Linked DNA regions of Homo sapiens: region 2 is linked to region 1. Evidence: chromatin loops called from intact Hi-C (ENCODE). Cell type or tissue: CD4-positive, alpha-beta T cell. All regions are shown on one strand. Links, peaks and the distances in the headings refer to the core of each region. The heading gives the core; the rest is flanking DNA.

Region 1 (5,376 bases), core at 310-5,309:
CCCCTCCCCTGCACCTGGGTAACCTCAGCCTCTCCTTCATGCGCCCGCTGACCTGTGAACTTGCACTGCTGTAGGAAGCCCTGGAGGAAGGGCGAGTCCGAGAAGAGCATCTGCTGGAGCCGCTCAGCGCCCACATGGAAGACAGAGTTGATGAGGAGGCGGCCGGAGAGGTCGGGAAGCAGGGCAGCCAAGTCCGCTGGAGACAGAGGAGAGCCGAGGATGATGACTGCCTCCACTCCTCCCTCCCTCTGCGGGCCACGCCTCCCCACTCCCAGGCCTTGTAGTGTGCATGGGCGGACCCCACCTCCTGGAGCACAGCTGGACACTGACACAGAGCCCTCCTGTGACTCAGGGATGGGTTGAGGGTGGGCACGTGCTCCAGGCCCAGACAGACAGCCACTGTGCTTGGTTCTGGGTGGAGAACACACCTAGGCCCTGAGATTTAAATCACAGGGATTCATTACCAGATAGCACGCCTCCTGGGAGCATCAACCTAGGGGCACAGCAATTGGTTCAGGGGTGAGTGGGTGGCCCAGGTCTATCCGATCAACCACAGTGATTGGTTCAGGGGCAGGCACACTCTCAAGTTGGCCCAATCAGAGCCAACCCTAGGGTGTCCGCTGTAGACACTAGGAAAAATAGGCTGCTCTCTCTCATTGGGCTGGTCTGGGGCAGGGCTGAGGCCATCTCTGCCCCATAAGAGACAAGAATAGAGGCTAGCTGAAAATTAGTGGAGAGAGAAAATGAATACAATAATGATAATAGAAATACTAATAGTCAATGCTTACTAACTGGCCCAAGTGCTTTAAATGTATGAAATCACTTAATTCTCTCCCTTTGTTCGTTTTAGAGACAGGGTCTCGCTCTGTTGCTCAGGCCGAAGTGCAGTGGTGCAATCATAGCTCACTGCAGCCTCCAACTCCTGGGCTCAAGCGATCCTCCTGCCTCAGCCTCCCCAGTAGCTGAGACTACATAGGGTGCATGACCCCATGCCTGGCTAATTTTTAAATTTTTTGTAAAGACAGGGGTCTCACTATGTTGCCCAGGCTTGTCTCAAACTCTTGGCCTCATGTGATCCTCTTGCCTTGGTCTGCCAAGTAGCTGGTACTATAGGTGTGCACCACCACACCTAGTTTTTTCTTTTTTTTCTTTTTTGTACAAAACGGGGTCTTGCTTTGCTGCCCAGGCTGTTCTCCAACTCTTGGCCTCTAGCAATCCTTCCTACCTTGGCCTCCCAAAGTGCTGGGATTACAGGTGTGAGCCATCACACCCAGCCTCATTTATAGTCTCTTAACAACAATCCTATGAAGTGGGTATTATCATTGTTAACCCCATTTTCAGAGGAGGAAAGCAAGCTCAGAGAAGTTACATAATTTGCCCACGTGACATGGTCAGGAAGTGGTGTGACCAGGATGTGAACCGCGGCAAGCTGCCTTCAGTCTGTGCTTGTGTTCACCCTGCCATGCTGCCTTCAAAACAGAGTAAAGACAGAGATTTCTAGCAACAGCGCCTGAACGCCATCCCGCCTGCCCCTGGATTCTCAGTGCTGCGGGCGAATCCATCCCCTCTTGCTTAAGACTGAGCGAGGCTTGCAAGTACCGGAGGCGAATGAATTGGGCCCGCCTGCCTCACCTTCCTCCCCAGTGGATGAAGAGGAGTTACTTGTGTCTGTCAATAGCTCCTCACTGGGCAGCAGATCCAAGGGGCCCAGGGTGGTGGGCCCGTCAGGCTGGGTGGGCTCTGTGCTCGGGGGTTCAGCCACCGGGGTCACTGTCTGGCTGGAGGAGGCGTCTGGCTGGCTGTCTACCTGCTCCTCCTTGTCCTCCTCTGCCTGTGGAGAAAGGCCCGATGCAGCCTTGGCCACCTCCATCCCAGCCCCAGGGCTCCCAAGTCCACACTGGCCACAAGGATTCCAGAGCCTGTGCAGACCCGGGGTGGTGTGTGCACCGAGGGCTCACGGCTGAGCTGCGAGCAGCCTGGGGCCACCCAGATGAGGGCCCCTCTCAGCCCCTGCCAGGCTTGTCTCAGATGCCTGAGCCATAAGCTTTCTTACCTGTCCTGTCCGTCTGTCTGTCTGCTGCTTCATCTATCCACCCATCTCCCATCCCTTCTGTCTCTCATCCTTTCTGTCTGTCCCCTCTCTTCCCTGTCTCTCTTTCCCTGTCACATGTCCGTCTTCCCCTCCCTGTCCTGTTCCTCCATCCAGGCCTCCCCTGTCCCCCTATCCATTCCCCTCCAAATCTGTCAGGCTGTTCTTCTCCCACTGCACCCCCAGCCCTCCTCTCTCTTCCTATCAGTATCCCACCCCTCTTCCAACCCACCGCTCACCCCATGGTCTGCGTCGCTGCTGGCTCGGGAAAGGTTGGGCGTGACATGGCCACGGCGCGAACCCACTGGGCTTGGCTCCTGGCTGCGGTCAGCTGCCCCCGAGGAGGTGATGTCGCTCAGGGCGATCACATCTCCCACTTCCTTGGGGGTCCTGTGGGAAAGGGGAGGAAGCGGGACTGCTGTGTCCTTGAGACCCCATACACCCTCCTGAATCCTCCAGACGTCATACAACCATCTCAGGCCCCCCAGCACTCCAGGAACTCTGCACGCCGACCGTCCTGTTCTCCCCCGAACCCTTCAACCTCCTTTGACCTCCAACTCACCCCAGACCGTTCAGCTGCAAGGGGGAGACATAGTCCTCATCCTCACTGGTGAGGCCCAGCTCTGAGCCGTAGCACTGATGCACCAGGTGCCAGAGCTCGCGGGGACTCAGCGTCTGGGGAGGCGGGACCTGGGGTTGGCCTCCATCTCACCCCAGCCAGAGCCCGGCCCGCCAGATTCCCCACCAGCCCTCGGCCTCCGCAGTTCCCCTGGCTTCCACAAGGAGGCAGCCACGATCTCCCGCACCAGACCTGGCCTCAGCAAGCGGGGAATCCCCTGCTACAGCCCCTCCAGGGCCTGCGCCCAGGACTCAAACTTCCTGCTTCCCAAGTCCCCACAATACTCTGGCCAGAGAATGTTCCCATTTTTTTTATATCTTTTTTTGTTTGTTTTTTGGAGATGGAGTCTGGCTCTGTCGCTCAGGCTGGAGTGCAGTGGTGTGATCTCAGCTCACTGCAACCTCTCCCTCCTGGGTTCAAGCGATTCTCCTACCTCAGCTTCCCAAGGAGCTGGGATTACAGGTGCGTGCTACCACGCCCAGCTAATTTTTGCAATTTTAGTAGAGACGGGGTTTCACCATGTTGGCCAGGCTGGTCTCGAACTCCTGACCTCGTGGGCACCACGATCCGCCCGTCTTCGTCTACCAAAGTGCTGGGATTACAGGCATGAGCCACCGTGCCCAGCCATGAATGTTCCCATCTTTACAGAGCATACGGAGTCCCAGGAAGGGGAAGTCATGTAGGGAAAGTCATGTGTTCAAGGTCACCAAGTGACTTGGTCAAGCCCTGCCAGACTCCAGGGCTGAGTCTCCCATGCCTATGCCATCGTGGCCCCCCGAATCTTTTCCCAGGTGTCCTCGGGAGCCTTGAGCTTTCAGCCACCCATGGCCAGAGTGGCTGAATGACAGTGATGACAGTTAACAGTAAGTGATGATAGCAGCAGACATTTGCCACCTGGTCAACTAGGTGCATTCTTCTAACCACTTTACAGATGTACTAACTCACTGTATCTTCAAAACCATCTGGAAAGTAGGTGCTAACCTCATCATCCTTTTAAGACAATGGTGCTGAGAAGTGCAAGGTGACATGCTGGGGTCCAGCCAGGAAGTAGCAGTGCTGAGATGTGACCCCAGGGGAGCTGGTCTACAGCCGGGGGGCAGAGGGGGTGGCGAGGGAGCTAACCGCTGGGCTACTCTGCTCATAAGAGCTGACATGACTGAGTACTTATTCTGGGCAAAATTCTGGGTGCTGTGAAGTGGGGATGGCCCCCATTTGACAGATGGGGTTCAATCACTTGCCCCAGGGGATGGGGCTGGAATCCCGGGGCTCTGCCCTGTCCTCCTTAGGGCCTGACTGTGCGCTGTCCCTCTCTCAGGATGCTGAATGGGACCCTCAGCACTCCTGCCTGCTCCAGGGACATCGGAGCCTCTGAGAAGGCAGCGCGTGAGTGCCGCTCAGCCGGAGGATGGGGCTGGGGCTCTCTGAGGTGCTGTGGACCAGCCATAGCCGGCATCCTGTGATGACCTCCCAGCCTCTATCCACACTCCCCCGCTGCCAGTGGAACCTGGATGTCCTTCAGGGTGAAAATCATTCCCAGCCCCAGGGAAGAATTACGACGGTTTACACCAATTCATGTCCCTTTGCCAGAGACTCAGCTTCGGGGTCAGGTGGGGCCCAGGGAGGAGCTGCAGGGGCACTGGGCCTGGTGCCCATGGAGAAGAGCCAGGGCTGCCTCCAGCTCCGCAAGTTCTGGGGTCCCTGGCTCCATGGTCCCCCTGGAAACCCCCCATCCCCACCCGGGCCTCACCCAGGCCCACCTTTTCAAGCAGTGCATTCTGCCAGAGGCGGAAGATGAGGAGGAAGCAGCGGTCACGGGCCCCAAAGGAAGTGAAGAAATGCTGTCAGGGAGAGAGAGAGAGAGAGGTGTGAGCAGGTTGGGGAGCGACCAGGACAGAGGTGGGGAAGCGCCACCCTCATCTGCGCTGACGCCACATCTTTGGCCCCATGAATCCACTAATTCACCCCTGCATTAGTTCCACAAAACGTCTGTCCTGCGCCCGGCCCTGCCCTGGACAATTCCAGAATCACTGGGATGGGGAGACGACCCCTGGCCCTGTCCTTGGAGCTCCCAGTCCAAGGAGGGGACAGATGCATCTCTAGACAGGGTCAGCCCAGAGGGGCTGGGATGTGATGGGGGGAGCCCAGGGAACTTGCCCAGCCTCCTTTGCCACTAAGAATGGTCAGTTGATCCTTTTTTTTTTTTTTTTTTTGAGACAGGGTCTGGCTTTGTCACCCAGGCTGGAGTGCAGTGGCATGATCACGGCTCACTGCAGCCTCAACCTCCTGGGCTCAAGCCATCCTCCTGTCTCAGCCTCCTGAGTGAGTAGCTGGGACTACAGGTGCGTGCCACCACACCTGGTTAATTTTTTGCTTTTTAAGAGACAGGGTCTCACTATGTTGCCCAGGCTAGCCTCAACCTCCTGGGCTCAAGCAATCTTCCTGCCTCAGCCTCCCCAAAATGCTAGGGTTACAGGCATGAGCCACTACACCTGGCCAGATCCACTTTTAACCAACAAAACACAAAGAGAAGTCTGCTGGGAAGTGTCCCCCACACCTGTCCCCCTTCTTGTTGGACCGCTGGTGAGAAAGCCATCTTGCAACCAACGGACATGAGGCCACAATGACAGGGACAGGACACAACATCGGGGAGACTTACGAAGGGAGGGGC
Region 2 (5,376 bases), core at 164-5,163, 160 kb after region 1:
TGTTTTGAGCCTATGTGTGTCTCTGCACCTGAGATGGGTCTCCTGAATACAGCACACTGATGGGTCTTGACTCTTTATCCAATTTGCCAATCTGTGTCTGTAGCCATTTACATTTAAGGTTAATATTGTTATGTGTGAATTTTATCCTGTCATTATGATGTTAGCTGGTTATTTTGCTCGTTAGTTGATGCAGTTTCTTCCTAGCATCAATGGTCTTACAATTTGACATGTTTTCACGGTGGCTGATATCAGTTGTTCCTTTCCATGTTTAGTGCTTCCTTCAGGAGCTCTTGTAGGGCAGGCCTGGTGGTGACAAAATCTCTCAGCATTTGCTTGTCTGTAAAGGATTTTATTTCTCCTTCACTTATGAAGCTTAGTTTGGCTGGATATGAAATTCTGGGTTGAAAATTCTTTTCTTTAAGAATGTCAAATATTGGTCCCCACTCTCTTCTGGCTTGTAGAGTTTCTGCCAAGAGATCTGCTGTTAGTCTGATGGGCTTCCCTTTGTGAGTAACCCGACCTTTCTCTCTGGCTGACCTTAACATTTTTTCCTTCATTTCATCTTTGGTGAATCTGATGATTATGTGTCTTGGAGTTGCTCTTCTTGAGGAGTATCTTTGTGGCATTCTCTGTATTTCCTGAATTTGAATGTTGGCCTGCCTTGCTAGGTTGGGGAAGTTCTCCTTGATAATATCCTGAAGAGTGTTTTCCACTTGATTCCATTCTCCCCATCACTTTCAGGTACACCAATCAGACGTAGATTTGGTCTTTTCACATAGTCCTATATTTCTTGGAGGCTTTGTTCATTTCTTTTTACTCTATTTTCTCTAAACTTCTCTTCTCGCTTCATTTCATTCATTTGATCTTCAATCACTGACACCCTTTCTTCCAGTTGATCAAATCGGCTAGTGAAGCTTGTGCATGCATCACGTAGTTCTCATGCCATAGTTTTCAGCTCCATCAGGTCATTTAAGGTCTTCTCTACGCTGTTTATCCTAGTTAGCCATTCATCTAATCTTTTTTGAAGGTTTTTAGCTTCTTTGCCATGGGTTCAAACTTCCTCCTTTAGCTCGGAGGAGTTTGTTATTACTGCTTGTCTGAAGCCTTCCTCTCTCAACTAGTCAAAGTCATTCTCCGTCCAGCTTCATTCCATCGCTGGCGAGGAGCTGCATTCCTTTGAAGGAGAGGAAGCGCTCTGATTTTTAGAATTTTCAGCTTTTCTGCTCTGGTTTCTCCCCATCTTTGTGGTTTTATCTATCTTTGGTCTTTGATGATGGTGACGTTCAGATGGGGTTTTGGTGTGGATGTCCTTTCTGTTTGTTAGTTTTCCTTCTAACAGTCAGGACCTCAGCTGCAGGTCTGTTGGAGTTTGCTGCAGGTCCACCAGTGGAGGCTGCAGAACAGCAAATATTGCAGAACGGCAAATGTTGCTGTCTGATCGTTCCTCCTGGAAGCTTCATCTCAGAGGGGCACTGGGCCATATGAGGTATCAGTCAGCCCCTACTGGGAGGTGCCTCCCAGTTAGGCTACTCGGGGGTCAAGGACCCATTTGAGGAGGCAGTCTGTCCATTCTGACATCTCAAACTCCGTACTGGGAGAACCACTACTCTCTTCAAAGCTCAGTTGGAAATGCAGAAATCACCCGTCTTCTGCATCGCTCACCCTGGGAGCTGTAGACTGGAGCTGTTCCTATTCGGCCATCTTGGAACCCCTCCCAGGTATCCCTTTTATACAGTGATTTCCATTTCTTTAGACAAATATCTAGTGGTGGGATACCTGGATCATATAGTAATTCTATTTTTATTTTTTTTTTAGAAACCTCCATACTGTATTAGTAAATGGCTGTACTAATTTACATTCCACCAACAGTGTATAAGAGTTTCCTTTTCTCTGGCTGGGCATGGTGGCTCACTCCTGTAATCCCAGCACTTTGGGAGGCCGACTAGGGCAGGTCACTTGAGGTCAGGAGTTCAAGACCAGCCTGGCCAACATGGTGAAACCCCATCTCTACTAAAATACACACACACAAAAATAGCTGGGTGTGGTGGCAGACACCTGTAATCCCAGCTACTCAGGAGGCTGAGGCAGGATAATCACTTGAACCCAGGAGGCAGGGGTTGCTGTGAGCTGAGTTCACATCATTGTACTCCACCCTGGGCAATAGAGTGAGACTCCGTCTCAAAAAACAAAAAAAAAGATTTCTCTTTTCTCTGCAGCATCACCAGCATTTATTTTTTCTTTCTTTCAGCCATTCTAACCAGGGTGAGATGACATTTCATTGTGCTTTTGATTTTCATTTCCCTGATGATTAGCGATATTGAGCATTTTTCATATACCTGTTGGTCATTTGTATATCTTCTTTTCAGAAATATCTATTCAATTTATAGACCACCTTTTAGTTGGATGATTTGAGTTTTTGCTGTTGAGTTGTTTGTGTTCCTTGTATACTCTGGATATGTCTCTTGTCAGATGAATAGTTTGCAAAGATTTTCTCCTATTCTACAGGCTGTCTCCTCACTCTGCTGATTGTTTACTTTTCTGGGCAGGAACTTTTCGGTTTAATATATTGCCACTTGTCTATATGTTTGTTGCCTGTGCTTTTGAAGTCTTAGCCATGAAATCTTTGCCTAAACTAATGTCCTAAAGCATTTCTCCTATGTTTTCTTTTAGTGGTTTTCTAGTTTGGGTCTTACAGCCTTTAATCCATTTTTAGTTGATTTTTTGTGTGGTGAGAAATAGGCATCTGGTTTCATTCTTCTGCATACGGATATTCAGTTTTCCCAGCACCATTTATTGAGGACATTGTCCTTTCCCCAATGTATGTTCTTGGCACTTTGTCAAAAATCAGTTGGTTGTAAATATACGGATTTATGTCTGGGTTCTCTATTGTGTTCCATTAGTCTATGTTTCCCCTTTCATACCAATGCCACTCTGTTTTGGTTTCTATAGCTTTGTTGTATATTTTGAAGTTAGGAAATGTGATGCCTCTACATTTGTCATTTTTGCTCAGCATTGCTTTGGCTATTTGGGATATTTTGGTTCTATATGAATTTTAGAATTCTTTTTCTGTTTCTGTGAAAAATGTCATTGATATTTTGATAGGGATTGCATTGATTCTATAGATTGCTTTGGGTAGTATGCTAATTTTAACATTATTAATTATTCCAATACATGAGCATGGGATGTCTTGACACTTGTTTGTTTCCTTTTCAATTTCTTTCATTGCCTTTTTTTTTTTTTAAGAGATAGGGTCTTTCTATGTTGCCCAGGCTGGATTCAAACTCCTGGGCTCAAGTGATCCTTTCATCTCTGTATCTGGGACTACAGGTGCACCACCACACCAGGCTCATTGCAAGAGATATGGAGAAATATTTCCCTAGGACCTGAGTATTGTTAGATAAGACTGCAGGTTTTTTAGATTACAAATTGCTCCATGTCAACACTGAGAACCAGATGACAAGTGACAGAGGTACCCATGTGTCCTTAAAAAATTCTTTTGTGGGTATAGATGTAATATATGGGGCCACTACCAACTCAGTACTACTTTACACAAAATGATTGATATGGAATTGTTTGGATAATATGATGTCTAACTCCAGAAGGTAGAGACTTTGGTTAAGAATTTCAAGGGAGAGATTTCTTTCCTTTTAATTTTTTCCACCAAGATCCAAAGCCTCCACAGATATGCCTCTTCATCATTCTTGCCAGGCAGGTTTTAGTTTTCCTAATTTACTCAATGAATGTGGTGTCTTTCGGAAATCTCTACTTTGTGTAAGAATTGTCAAGCTAATTAAGCCTGTGTGCTTGGTTAGCACCCCTATCTTTATTGAAGCACTTATCACAATAGCTAAGATATGGAATCAATCTAAATGTCCACCAACAGATAATGGATAAAGAAAATGCATTATGTATACACAATGGAATACTATTCAGTCGTTAAAAAAATAAAACCATGTCATTTGTGGCAAATGGATGAGCCTGGAGAACATTGTGTTAAGCGAAATAAGTCAGGCACAGAAAGATAAATACTACATGTTCTCCCTCAGATGTGGGAACTAAAAGAAATTAACAAAATGGGCAAAGAAATTAACACAATCTTACATCTTTTAGCAAACTAGGAATTAGAGGATATGTCTTTTGAGTGATTAAGTGCATATGCCACAAACTTTGACTCAATTCCGTGTTGAATACTTTTCCCCTAAGATCAGGGACTGGCAAACTATGTCTACATCTCTACTTTTTCTCAACATTTTACTGGAGGTTGTAGCAAATATAAGGGTAAGAAATAAAAATAAAAGGCATACAGGATAAAAAGGAAGAAGCAAAACTCTCTTTGTTCATAGAAAACATGACTGTGAACATAGAATATCCTAAGGAATTCACAAAGAAACTATTAAAAGTAAAGAGTGAATTTAGCAAAGTTCTAGCATACAAGGTGAATATATAAAAATCAACTGTATTTTCCAGTGGTGAATACTGAAAACTAAAATGTAAAAGATACCATTTACGATAGCATACAAAAAACTTATAAAACACATAAGGATAAATTAGTAAATACTGTACAAGACTTATACACTGAAAATCACAAAAGAGGCAAATTTTTCTGTAAAGGACCAGATAGTAGATATTATAGGCTCTGAAGATTGCATATGGTCTCTGTTGCATATTTTCCTCTGTTTTTCTTCCTTTTTTCCTTTCCTCTTTTCTACAAACTTTGAAAACTCTTATCACCATTCTAAGGTTATTGGCATTACAGAAACAGACTGGAAAGAATTCAGCTCATGAACTGTAATTTGTCATTCCCAACCACAAAATAGTCTCTGAGAGAAAATTAAAGCATTCTAAAGGCCGGGCGCGGTGGCTCACGCTTTTGGGAAGCTGAGGTAGGTGGATCACCTGAGGTCAGGAGTTCGAGACCAGCCTGACCAACGTGGTGAAACCCAGTGTCTACTAAAAATACAAAATTAGCTGGGCATAGTGGTGCATGCCTGTAGTCCCAGCTACTCGAGAGGCTGAGGCAGGATAATCACTTGAACCCGGGAGGTGGAGGCTATAGGGAGCTGAGATTGCACTATTGCACTCCAGCCTGGGCAACAAGAGTGAAACTCTGTCCAAAAAAAAAAAAGAGTTCTAAATATAAGGAACTATTTACCATCCTGATAGAGTACACTATTTGATATCAGTAAATTGCCAATTTCAGCCAGGATCCTAAAAAGTAGGTCTATGGAATTGTCACAAGAGATGTTGGTGTCCTTGGAGCATAAGGCTCTTAAGACAGAGTGTATCTTGCACCTAAGTGGTCTCCTGTCCTGTACCTGGGAGAAGATAGTTCACAGACAGCTGTGTGGTTTGTGCAAGACTCATTTAGCAGAGAAA

What was found. Hi-C counts contacts between places; a loop is a spot of excess contacts. Peaks named below come from ENCODE experiments on the same cell type or tissue, not always from the same donor. Only the 100,000 strongest peaks of a DNase experiment are listed, where the experiment ranks them.
Region 2: a loop joins it to region 1, with 2.6 times the contacts of the local background. A loop is called at or near these places in 5 of 110 quality-filtered maps.

Annotation. Positions count from the first base shown.
Region 1 is chr19:35,010,644-35,016,019 of GRCh38, reverse strand. It overlaps GRAMD1A (GRAM domain containing 1A), which reads right to left. Exons shown (of 20, transcript NM_020895.5): 7 at 4,466-4,546; 8 at 2,652-2,764; 9 at 2,329-2,479; 10 at 1,633-1,831; 11 at 53-196. Among named protein-coding and RNA genes, the nearest start is that of GRAMD1A, 13 kb to the right of the region's middle. RefSeq lists an enhancer at 3,065-3,144. In CD4-positive, alpha-beta T cell, for the core only: CTCF peaks have their summits at 2,666 and 2,866 (motif pointing right); DNase peaks (open chromatin) are centred at 1,399, 2,849 and 4,559; H3K4me3 peaks cover 1,529 bases; H3K27ac peaks cover 4,177 bases.
Region 2 is chr19:34,854,238-34,859,613 of GRCh38, reverse strand. The region is part of intron 2 of LINC03049 (long intergenic non-protein coding RNA 3049); the gene reads left to right. Among named protein-coding and RNA genes, the nearest start is that of LINC03049, 3.7 kb to the left of the region's middle. In CD4-positive, alpha-beta T cell, for the core only: no CTCF peak of the experiment used is centred there; no DNase peak of the experiment used is centred there.